2 separate regions of the Homo sapiens genome follow, and region 1 is linked to region 2. Evidence: chromatin loops called from intact Hi-C (ENCODE). Cell type or tissue: heart right ventricle. All regions are shown on one strand. Region 1 overlaps POLG (DNA polymerase gamma, catalytic subunit). Region 2 overlaps MIR9-3HG (MIR9-3 host gene).

Region 1 (5,000 bases), 62 kb before region 2:
CACATATCACTTCAACTTTTAAAAACACTGACATCATGCCAGTCCCCTAAAGGCTTTTATTCAGAGGAAGAAACGGCTCAGAGAGGCTAAGTGCCTTGCCTAGGATCATGGAGCTAGAAAGAGATGCAGCCCAGGCTTTTGTAGCCCCAAAGCCTGGGCCACCCCATGGTAGCCCAATAAAGGACAAAGACTCCAGCACAGGAGGCACCACTATTCCTACTGTCCTGTTTCTTTAGACACTGAATTGCCCAATGACCAACACGGGCCTTTTATTCAGGAGGCAGCAAGGGCCATCACTCTAGATTTGGGGGGATAGGGGTAAGAATAGGCTACTCCCTGAAGGGGAGGGGGCATTTGTTGAAGCAGAAAACACAACAGCCAGGCCTGGCTTACCCCTCTCAACTGCCACAACCCTAGACAACTCCCAGCTTCCATCTAACCTGCAGACCTCACAAGGCTTGTCGCCTGAAGGCTCCAGAGACACGTCACTCGCATAAATGGCTTCCCCACCACCTGCACCCACAGTCCAAACTCCTGTGACACTTTCAAAGGTGTCCACAACTAAAGCCCCACCACCTTTCTCGCCTCCACCAGCACACGCTGCTCACGGTATGAGCCTTACCCGACCTCACTTTATCCACTGGACGATACTCAGCTCCCCTTCCCTGCATTTATAGTCATCAACCACTATATCATTTATCACATACTTAACTTTTAGTTGTTGACGAGAAAGTGAAGTTTCCACAATGAGCCAGCTAATTAAATGTGGACAGTGTACTGTACCTCAGGAAGTTGTACCTCTCTTCCCTCAATGTTTTTGGAACCCTGCAGAGAGTCTGCTAAGGCCCTGAGCACACAGTATGCAGTACGATCAGAGGAAACAAATTGGAGAGCTAGGCTAAGTAACCTGGAGGCCTGGTAATGCTTTCTCCAGTATCAACATCAGCCTACATGCTCCAGTTTGCCACAGCGCCCTCCTGTCAACTCCTGTCTTCCACCCACTCCATTTGCTCTCATTCCCTGTAGGCATCTGAGTTTGCAACCCCTGTATTATTGATTATGCAGCATAATCAGAATTGTCAAGATGCTACCACTTGGTAACAGTATACCAAAAGTATAGCTTTACTCCCATGAGGAAAAACTGTTTAAGGCTGACTATAAAGCAACCAAATGTCACAATAGGACAAATCATCCTGGAACCAGGTTACACAGGTGTGGAAGGAGAGGGGCTAGGTGAGAGTTCAAGTAATGGGCAGGAGATAGAACAGATGGTAGTACTAAAGGACAGTAAAGCAGGCCTCGGGTCCTGGGTGTTAAAGTGGATGGGAGAGGGACCCTCACCAGCGGAGGCCCTTGGTGGCAGCGTACATCTGCTGGGCCTTCTCAGCTGCCTCCTGCTGTGTGAGCCGGTGGTTAAACTGCATTAGTAAGCGCTCAGCAAAGGGCTGCCCAGCACCATAGATGCGGCCGTAGTTGAAGATTTTGGCATGCTCACGGCTGATGCCCACAGTAGTGGCTGTCTTACTGTGTAGATCAGTGCCCCTGCTCTTCCTGCCCTGCAGTGTCATCCACCCAAAGGCTGTGCAGCCTGGAAGACAAGCAGGAGTGAGAAAAGCAGCTCAGGAACATTCTGCCCAATGTTCATCAGAACTGTCAATATGCTGAGGGGCTGGGCTGCCCCAACCCCGGCTCCTGCTCACCATGCATGCCGGCAAAGTGGGCGTCTCCAAGCACAGCTGCAATCCACAGCTCTTGGGAGTCCACATCAGCACCCACAAGGGTGTAGCCAGGTGGGGCCTGCACCATGGCTTTCAACTCACTGCCTACTCGGTCAGGCTGTGGGAAGAGTGAGATACCCAAATGAGACTCTTCCTACCCCATTCCTGGAGCCAGAGTTGACTGAGAAAGAGCTAGAGCCTTTCCTGAGGGGATGGCTTTAGAGAATGCCAGACAGCACTGCTGAAATTCCACAGTTCCAGAGATGGCCACCTATCAGCAATTGGTGTGACAGGTAAAGAATCTACTCTATGCCTAGCGCTATGCCAGACCCCTCACCTACACGGTCCTATCTAAATTCCATGAGAGCTGTAGCTATTACGCCTGTCACGGTCTGGCCAGGAGCAGGTGCCCAGAACATATTTACTGAAGGAGTGGACAGAAATCATGAAGCCAGATTTGACTAGAGTCCTGCCTGACCCAGATCACAGGGTCCTTTTCATGATCCTCACTAAATACCTAAAGGCCCTCAGAGCCCAGTTTCTACAGACCTGGGAGAGGAAGAGCAGGGGCCAGAGGTACAGAGGTCACATACCCGGGCATTGCTGGCGGTGAGCCATGTGGGCTCCACAGCCCGGCGAGTGATGGTGCCGGCAGTCACCACTTGGGGCAGGATGGCCCCATAGAGGCCTTCCTCATCATAGTCGGGGTGCCTGGTGGGGTGCAGGGGAAGGAAATGGGTCTTAGCAGGGTGCTTTGGCCTTAGGACCTACCACCTCACCTCAGTTCTCCTATCCCTACAACCACTCAGCAGACCATACCTGATCACAGCACGGGGCAGAGCTGACCTGGGCAGCCACACCACCATCTGGGAGCTGTGGGGACAGACAACGTGAGGCTCAGCACAGCCATGGGAAGCAGAATCTATCCCACATCCCACCATGGCCCTCACCTGCCCACCTCCAGGACTGCTATACTCCATTACCCAGCCTCACTAACTGGACTCAAGGTGAGCCCTGGCTCAGCCAAGAACTGGGGCCCTATGATACACCAATCAAGAGCATAAACCATCTGGGAACCGGCCAGGCCTCCGAGCGAGCTTCCGCTCCTCTCCGGGGGGCATCCATGAGGCGCTCCTTCCACCAATGCCTCTTCCTACACACAGGCAGACTTCACCATCCCAACACCCACTCTGCTCGCCAGTGTGCTGATGGCCACAACCACCTTGGAAATGGCCTTCAAGATGAATACATTTGCCATTCCAGACTAGAAGACCCAGCTCCCAGCCCCCAACAGGGCTTACAGGCCACCAGCTCTCCATGGTCCTCAGCCATAGCCCACGGCTCCAGCAGTTACACCAAGAAGTTCTGTTGGAGCTACGAAGGGCTCTCATGGTCCTACAGCACCATTCTTTTTACATTAACAGGGAAACTGAAGCTAGAGGGGAGACCTGCCCAAGGTCCATGGCACCAGGACCAAAAGTAGCCAGGCCTCTAGACCATAGTCAGGCTGGCCCTCTGTGGGAATCCAGGGTTAGTCAGGGGTCCCTGGGTGGGAAGAGAGGGGAAAGGCATCCCAGGACTCCTCCCATGGTGGCCCACCTGATACGTTTATGGGCGTTCCTCCAGAAAGAAATCATTTTGTTGATTTCCAGAGCACGGGGCCCACTGGCACCTCCTGGGCCAGCCTGCAGGGTGCCATCCTCCATCTTGGGCAGGAAGTCCTTGGCAAAGGGGCTTCCCACATTACAGCTATTACCATCCTGGACAGAGCAAAGGAAGCAGGGGCTGGAGGCAGGTGGCAGACCCCTGGGTGGGGAACCAACGTGAGTACCTGCACTCCTCCCAACACTGAGCCCAGAACCTCAGCAGTCTGAGGCAAATCCCTGATTGTATCACGCACGCGCGCACGCGCGCACGCACACACACACGTGCACACACATGCCCCCTAAGACACACAGACACAAGCAAACCTGGCTCCCTGCATAATAACAAATCGGAAAAACCTATCACGTACCAGATGTCGTACCAAACATACGACGTGCCCCATGTCATTTAATTCCACCACCATGCCCCTTGCCACCCGACTTTCATTAGAAAAACAAAAGCTGAGAGATGACAGTATGTGCCTGAAATCACACTCTGTCCCACTACTAGTCATTCCCACAAAAAGGAAAGTCTCAGGTGTGTCACTCTGAAGGCCTGCTGTGGGCCTTGAGCAGAATGAGGAAACACCACAGGACAGGCCATGACCCAGGACACACCTTGTGAGGCAGCTTGAAAAACCAGCAGCCAGGGATGTCCACGTCGTTGTAAGGTCCATTGCCATGGTGATAGCTGGGCTGGGTGTCCTTGGGGCCACCACGGGCAGTCTGTGAGGGCCACACACCTATATCAGGCCCTGCTCCAGCACCTGCATTCAGCAAGGGCCATGGGGTAGGGGGTGGGAAAAGGGCCTGAAACTGTCGTCATCAGCTGGGAAATGACAAGATGGCCATGAGGTCTCACCCAGGCTTTCTCCTTGCTCCAACACGTGTGGGGCCTCCCAGGGGCAGGGTGGCATCTCCAACCCCCTTAAGACCTAGGGAACTCTGGCTGGGAAGAACTAGGTGGGCAAGAGGAAGCCCTTTCCACCCAGCACCCACCTAGAGAACCCAAGCCGGCGCACTGCTCACCAGAGCTAGGGGTTGACCTGGCACTGCAGCTCGCAAGTTCTCCATCTTGGCCTCAGCCTCCACTTCTAAGTAATCCAGTTCTTCTACCTGGAGCAGTCCAAGGACCAAAGTAGTGAAGCAGGGGACTGGGTAGGCCCCAATCCACCAGCCCCTCCCTGCATGGTACTCAGACACTGCAGGCCAGTCTGGGGTGAGCCACCAGTGCCAGCCTCCCACCCAAAGGCTGCCCCTTCCCTGGGTGGAATACAGAGACCTCCCCTCCCCAAAGCTCAGGTTCAGAGCCTGCCCTCACCGTTTGCCATATGGCACTATTGTCAGTGAGCAGGAACTCCTCCGCCAGGCCGGCCTCCTGGGGCATCAGCTGCTGCTTCCCCTGTTCGAGACAGTGCTTCCTGTACAGGGACTCGATGGCTCTGGGCAGAGAACAGTAGCAGCAGCAGCCGCTGATTACCAGATGCCCACTCTGGGCCAGGCAGCTTGCTAGTGCCTTCCACAATTCCCTTTGTTTAGTCCTCAGAATCAGCTCTGAGGCAGAACCAGATAGCACTTTCCCGGGTTTTAGACAGGGATTGATTGACAAACTGAAAATGACAGCACCCTGGCAGCAGGC
Region 2 (5,000 bases):
AATTTATCTCCTTTGTAAGTTCAGATGTTGGTGCACTGGGTGTTCTGAAATTGGGGCGCTCTTGTGTAGGGCTCTGGTGATGGCTGTCTGCCTTTTTCTGACCTCTCGTTTTAAATGGGTGCATGTCCTGTTTCTCACTGGGGGCCTCAGGATGCTTGTCACTTAGCCTGATAGTTCTCATCTGTCCCACTTATCTTTTTATAATCTGATAGAGCCCACCGTTCAGCTGCTCCTGGCTCCTTTTTTGAGACTTTTGCCCTTCCTGGGGAGAAATACAAGCCCTGCTGTTCTTGAGGTGTTAAAACCAGCTCCCTCTCTGAGCTGAACTGCCTTTTGTTTCCCTGAGCTTCTGGTACCTCTGGTGCAGATCAGAAAGATGATCTTAGAGTCGACCAGATAACACAAATCAGCCCTGAATTTAGAAGGCGAATTAAATGCAGCCACCCATTTGCTGAATAGGCAATATCCAAAATATTCTCCCCATTCACGGCAAAATAACTGAGGCCTGGATGTTAAAGTGACTTTTCCCACAAGTTAAAATCAGGACTCCAAGGAGAACCTGTCTCCCAATTGCTATAAAAGTGTTTTATATGCTGAGCTGTAGTTCCTTTCTCTGCAGAGAAAATATAATCAGAGACCATCTGGGTGGGAGAGAAAGAACGAAGAGAAAGAAATGGATCAGAGTGGAATAAAGGAAGTGGGAAGGAAGCTGGGGGGCTTCGAGGAGCCTGACCTTGCTTAGCTTACAGGCCCTGATATAGTGTCTTTGTCAATGCTGCCACTATTGACGCGTTCCTCGGTAATTATGACTGTGTGTTGGCATGGCGACTCGGAGTAAGAAGACTAGAAGCACTGGGTAAATGCACGACTTGTTCTTGCCTTCTAAAGCAGAGAGGAGCTTTTGTGGGTAGTTCCTACAGGGATACATGGTAGAAAATTCACCAAACCCAGTGCTGGAGTGTATTTACACCCCATAGGAGCCAGGTGGCCCTGAGCATAGATTGTACAAATAGAGGTCCTTAGCAAGACTGGCATCTAATGCAGAGGTCTCCCAGAGCCTCCCTCTTGTGTCTTCCTGTTGGTCTTTGTTCCTTAGCCTTGTAATGTCAAGTATATTCATTTCTGCTCATTTCTGGGTTGTCTGTTTCAAAATAGGTTTATGTTGCAGTCTCCCTGAATTTGATTGATCATAAAATTATCTATTTCATAGGCCATGACTATGTATTTGGAAACTGAAGGGAAAGGCTGATGGGCACAGCTGGGGCTTCCCTTTCTATCCTTGTGTGCTTTTCTTAGATACTTGGACCACATTCTCATCCTCTTCTGAAAATGGGGAGAAGTTGCTGTTGTCAAGAGCTGTGCTGTCCTTTATGATAACCACTAGACACACATGCTATTGATCTCATGAAATGTGGTCAGTGTGGCATGTTGAAATGATAATGTTGGGTTAAGTACAATATATTGTTAAAATGACCTGTTCATTCTTACTTTTTAATGAGGCTTCTGAAACATTTAAAATTATACTTGGAACTGACATATTTTCACTGGACAGTGAGGTCTACACTAGATGCTCAAGACCTCCTCCATCCCCAGTGCTTAGTAACTAATCCTGATCTCCCCCCAGGAGGCCTCTGGCCACACAGGGTTCTGTGCATAGAGGTCCATGGAAAAGCTAGAGAGGAGGCAAGTAGAGAGCCTCGGGCCTTAAGGGGCTTTTAGGAGTGCCTAGTTCAGCCCTTTAAATGGGGATTACCCCCCAGTCCTTGGAGGCAGAAGTCGTGGCTTGAATCTGCAGGCAACATTGTATTTTTCAGCATTTAAGGTGGGGACAAGGCAGCCAATGGGTAAACCCCAGAAGAGTCTTTGGATGAAGGTTTAGCACTGCCCCAGTGGAGTTTGAATGGGCACAGCTGTAGATAACAGGAGGGTCGTCCTCCTTCCCCTGTCCCTAGCAGTGATTTCATAGTCTCCCAGATGTGCAGAAACCACAGGGCATGGGAAGGCAGCCATGCATCCCAGGTTCGTGCCAAACCCACTTTCAGCAGGTTTGTTTCCTTTGGCCCGAGGGCTCCTTGTCGCCCCTCTCCTGGCTGCCCCTCCTCCCCTCAGCCTGTGCTGCTCTCCGTGAGCTTGGAGCTTCTGGGATGCGTCTTGGCTCAGAGCCAGCGTCTTCTTGGAGAGGCCTCCTGCCCTGGCTCCCTGCCAAGGCTGAGGGCCTCAGAGAGATTTTCCAGGGAGATGCTGGGCTCATACTGCTGTCAAAGGGCAGAGGGGCCTCAGTTAGCCTTCTGCCCTTGGAGGACCCCTGGCTGTGGGTCTGGGCTTGCCTCCAGCCCCCTTTCCCCCTCAGAAACTCCAGTTTCCTCCCCTGGAAACCCTAGACTGAGTTAAGGGCCTTCCAGCTCCAGTAAGCCTTGAGTTTATAAAAAGAAGGCCCCTCACATGAGCCTGGGAGGTAAGGAAGGGGCATCGGGGAGGCCATAATGAGTCATGACGATGGGGACAGGAACCATTTACTGAGCACTGACTCTGCCAGGTTCTGTGCTAATGCTTTGTATATTGTATCTCTTTTGAGGGCCATCTCTTGGGGAGAAAAAAGAACAGTAAATCTGACCAGGGATTTGCCCTTCTTTTCTAAGCCAAATGCCATTTGGGTGACTGCATGGGGTGTGTTACAGGAGCTACAAACCTTGCATAGGAGGGACTATCAGCCCCCAGTGAGTCCTTGTCTCCCAGAGAATCAGCCTGGGCTTTGGGAAGCAGCATGAGTTCATTTGCGTTGCCAAAGGATGCCTCTGCAGTGTTTCCTGCTTGAGGCTGGCAGTACACCTGGAGAATCAAGATGGGAGGGCTCCATGCTGGGCCCCTGGGAGCCTTGGTGCGGTGCTAGAGGGGTGAGCAGCATACCACCCGGTCTGGATTCATCTCCTAATTGTGTGCCCCATATCCTTGCTGTGCCTCAGTCTGTAAAATTAGGGGGTTGGCCCAAGCCTACCAGCCTGCCCACAGTGCCAAGGGATTGTGGCTGCTCGGGATGATGCTGGCCTTTTACTTTCTGCAATGTTATATCCCCCTGATGTAGCACGTATGATCTTCTGGAGGAGGGAAGGGGGCCCACATCCTCTGTCCCATCTCATCTTGTCCTTAAGCAGAGAATATCAAGCCTTCCTCCTATCTGCCCAGTTCTGCACCATAGCTCCTGCTGTCTCCTTAGGTTAGGAGAGGTGGCACATGCCTCTGAAGGCATGTTACATCCTTGATGAGTGCTGGGGGAAAAGGGAGTAAAGAAACAAGTCTCAAGTTTATAGCCACCCCTTCCCTTTGAATCTGTAGCTTTTACCCAGTATTGAGTCCACTGTTCTCTCTTCTACTGTGGGTCACAGACTCCAAGACCATGGTGGTGTGAGGCAGAGGCAGTGTGGCCCAGTGGGTATCCAGGTGGAGGGGTTGGTCTGACCTAATTCAGAACCCACAGGACACCCCTTCCCCTCTTCCTCTGAGCCAGTTTTCCCATCTGCAAAATTGGGAATAGTAATACTTACCTTGTGACACTCAAGATGCATCCCCCATCTTGCTGGTCTGTCACGAGTAAAGGCCAGGTAAGGTGGCCAGCAAGGGACCAGGGTCAGTCAGCTCTCTGTTAGTCACTCTACAATAAGCTGTGGTGTTTACAGACCAGCCATAAGCTCTGCAGTGCAGGGAGAACCCCTGACCTCTAGGAGCAGAGAAACTAGTATTGCTAGCCTAAGGCAGCACAAAAAATCCAAGGGGCAGATTGTTTTGATGTTTTGTCTCTGTCCTTGGGAGTTAAGAGAAGAGGAATTAGATTGAGGCGGAGAAGCCTCACTGTGCCCAAACAGGTCTTCTAGGCTGTTGAGAGGGCAAGACAGGGCATCCCTACCAATGGGGAGAACTCTCTGACCAGGACCTTAGAGGTGGAGATGAAGCGGGAGGAGGAGTCCTGCTGGACTGGGCCTGAGATTTGGGTATAGGTCAGGTCAGATGGTGGAGGATAAGAATGACAGAGGTAGGGAGCAGGCTAAGAGAATTGGTATGGTCACCATGTGCAAGATGGGTGGGCACTGGAGGCTGTCAGGCCTTGTGCTGCCCAGGCCAACCTGAGCTGAGCAGCCACACCCATCCTGTGCCACTCACCTCTTATGGTTCCTGGCCTGGACGTCAGCAGCCCCAGGGCTGTGCTGTGGAGCCATTTCCCACTTTGCAAGGGAACTGCGCGGCTCTGAAATTGGAAGTCTTCCCATGCCACACTGTATTTTTTCTTACCACACTCATTTATTCATTCAATGTCTATTGACCACACATTATGTGTCAGCCTCTGGGCAAGGCCCTGGGGATACAGAGAGGGAAACCACATTCCCTGGCCCAGCACTTTCGCTTGTGGTGTGGAAAGGCATACATCCATCTAGAGCTGGAAGGCCGGGCTAGCGGGGGTGGCGTGCTAGACTAGCAGGCACTCCGGGTCTGACACTTATCATCAGTTTGTGGCTTATTGGCTTTCCTGCCCCTCTCCATGTCCCAAGAGCCTGGGAGAACAGGGTCAGAGGCCATGTCATGCTTTGCCCGTGATGACCTTAAGCTGTCGTTTAGCCTCAGCTAGAACTGTAATTCTCTAGATTGCATTGTTTCTGTATAGAATTGTGACATTTCAGTTTCCCTTTCTTCATTTAAAAAGACACCTTTTTTTTTTTTTTTTTTTTTTTATGAGACAAGGTCTTGCTCTGTCAGCCAGGCTGGAGTACAGTGGCCTGATCATAGCTCACTATAACCTCGAACTTCTGGCTCAAGCAATTCCCCTGCCTCAGCCTCCAGAGTAGCTGGGACTACAGGCATGTGCCACCACAGCCAGACTTTTATATTTATTTTATAAAAATAAAAAAATATGTTTTATTTTGTAGAGACAGGGTCTTTGTTGCCCAGGCTGGCCTCAAACTCCTGGCATCAAGCGATCCTCCCACCTGGGCCTCCCAAAGTGTTGAGAT

The links. A loop is a pair of places that touch in the nucleus more often than their neighbours do. Peaks named below come from ENCODE experiments on the same cell type or tissue, not always from the same donor. Only the 100,000 strongest peaks of a DNase experiment are listed, where the experiment ranks them.
Region 1: a loop joins it to region 2, with 4 times the contacts of the local background. A loop is called at or near these places in 3 of 110 quality-filtered maps.

The regions. Positions count from the first base shown.
Region 1 is chr15:89,319,425-89,324,424 of GRCh38, forward strand. POLG (DNA polymerase gamma, catalytic subunit) reads right to left here. Exons shown (of 23, transcript NM_002693.3): 11 at 4,683-4,803; 12 at 4,391-4,477; 13 at 3,980-4,087; 14 at 3,318-3,478; 15 at 2,538-2,591; 16 at 2,312-2,429; 17 at 1,701-1,836; 18 at 1,342-1,588. Among named protein-coding and RNA genes, the nearest start is that of MIR6766, 4.9 kb to the right of the region's middle. In heart right ventricle, no CTCF peak of the experiment used is centred here; a DNase peak (open chromatin) is centred at 2,357.
Region 2 is chr15:89,381,638-89,386,637 of GRCh38, forward strand. All of the region lies in intron 2 of MIR9-3HG (MIR9-3 host gene), which reads left to right. Among named protein-coding and RNA genes, the nearest start is that of MIR9-3, 16 kb to the left of the region's middle. In heart right ventricle, no CTCF peak of the experiment used is centred here; a DNase peak (open chromatin) is centred at 2,163; H3K27me3 peaks cover 2,940 bases.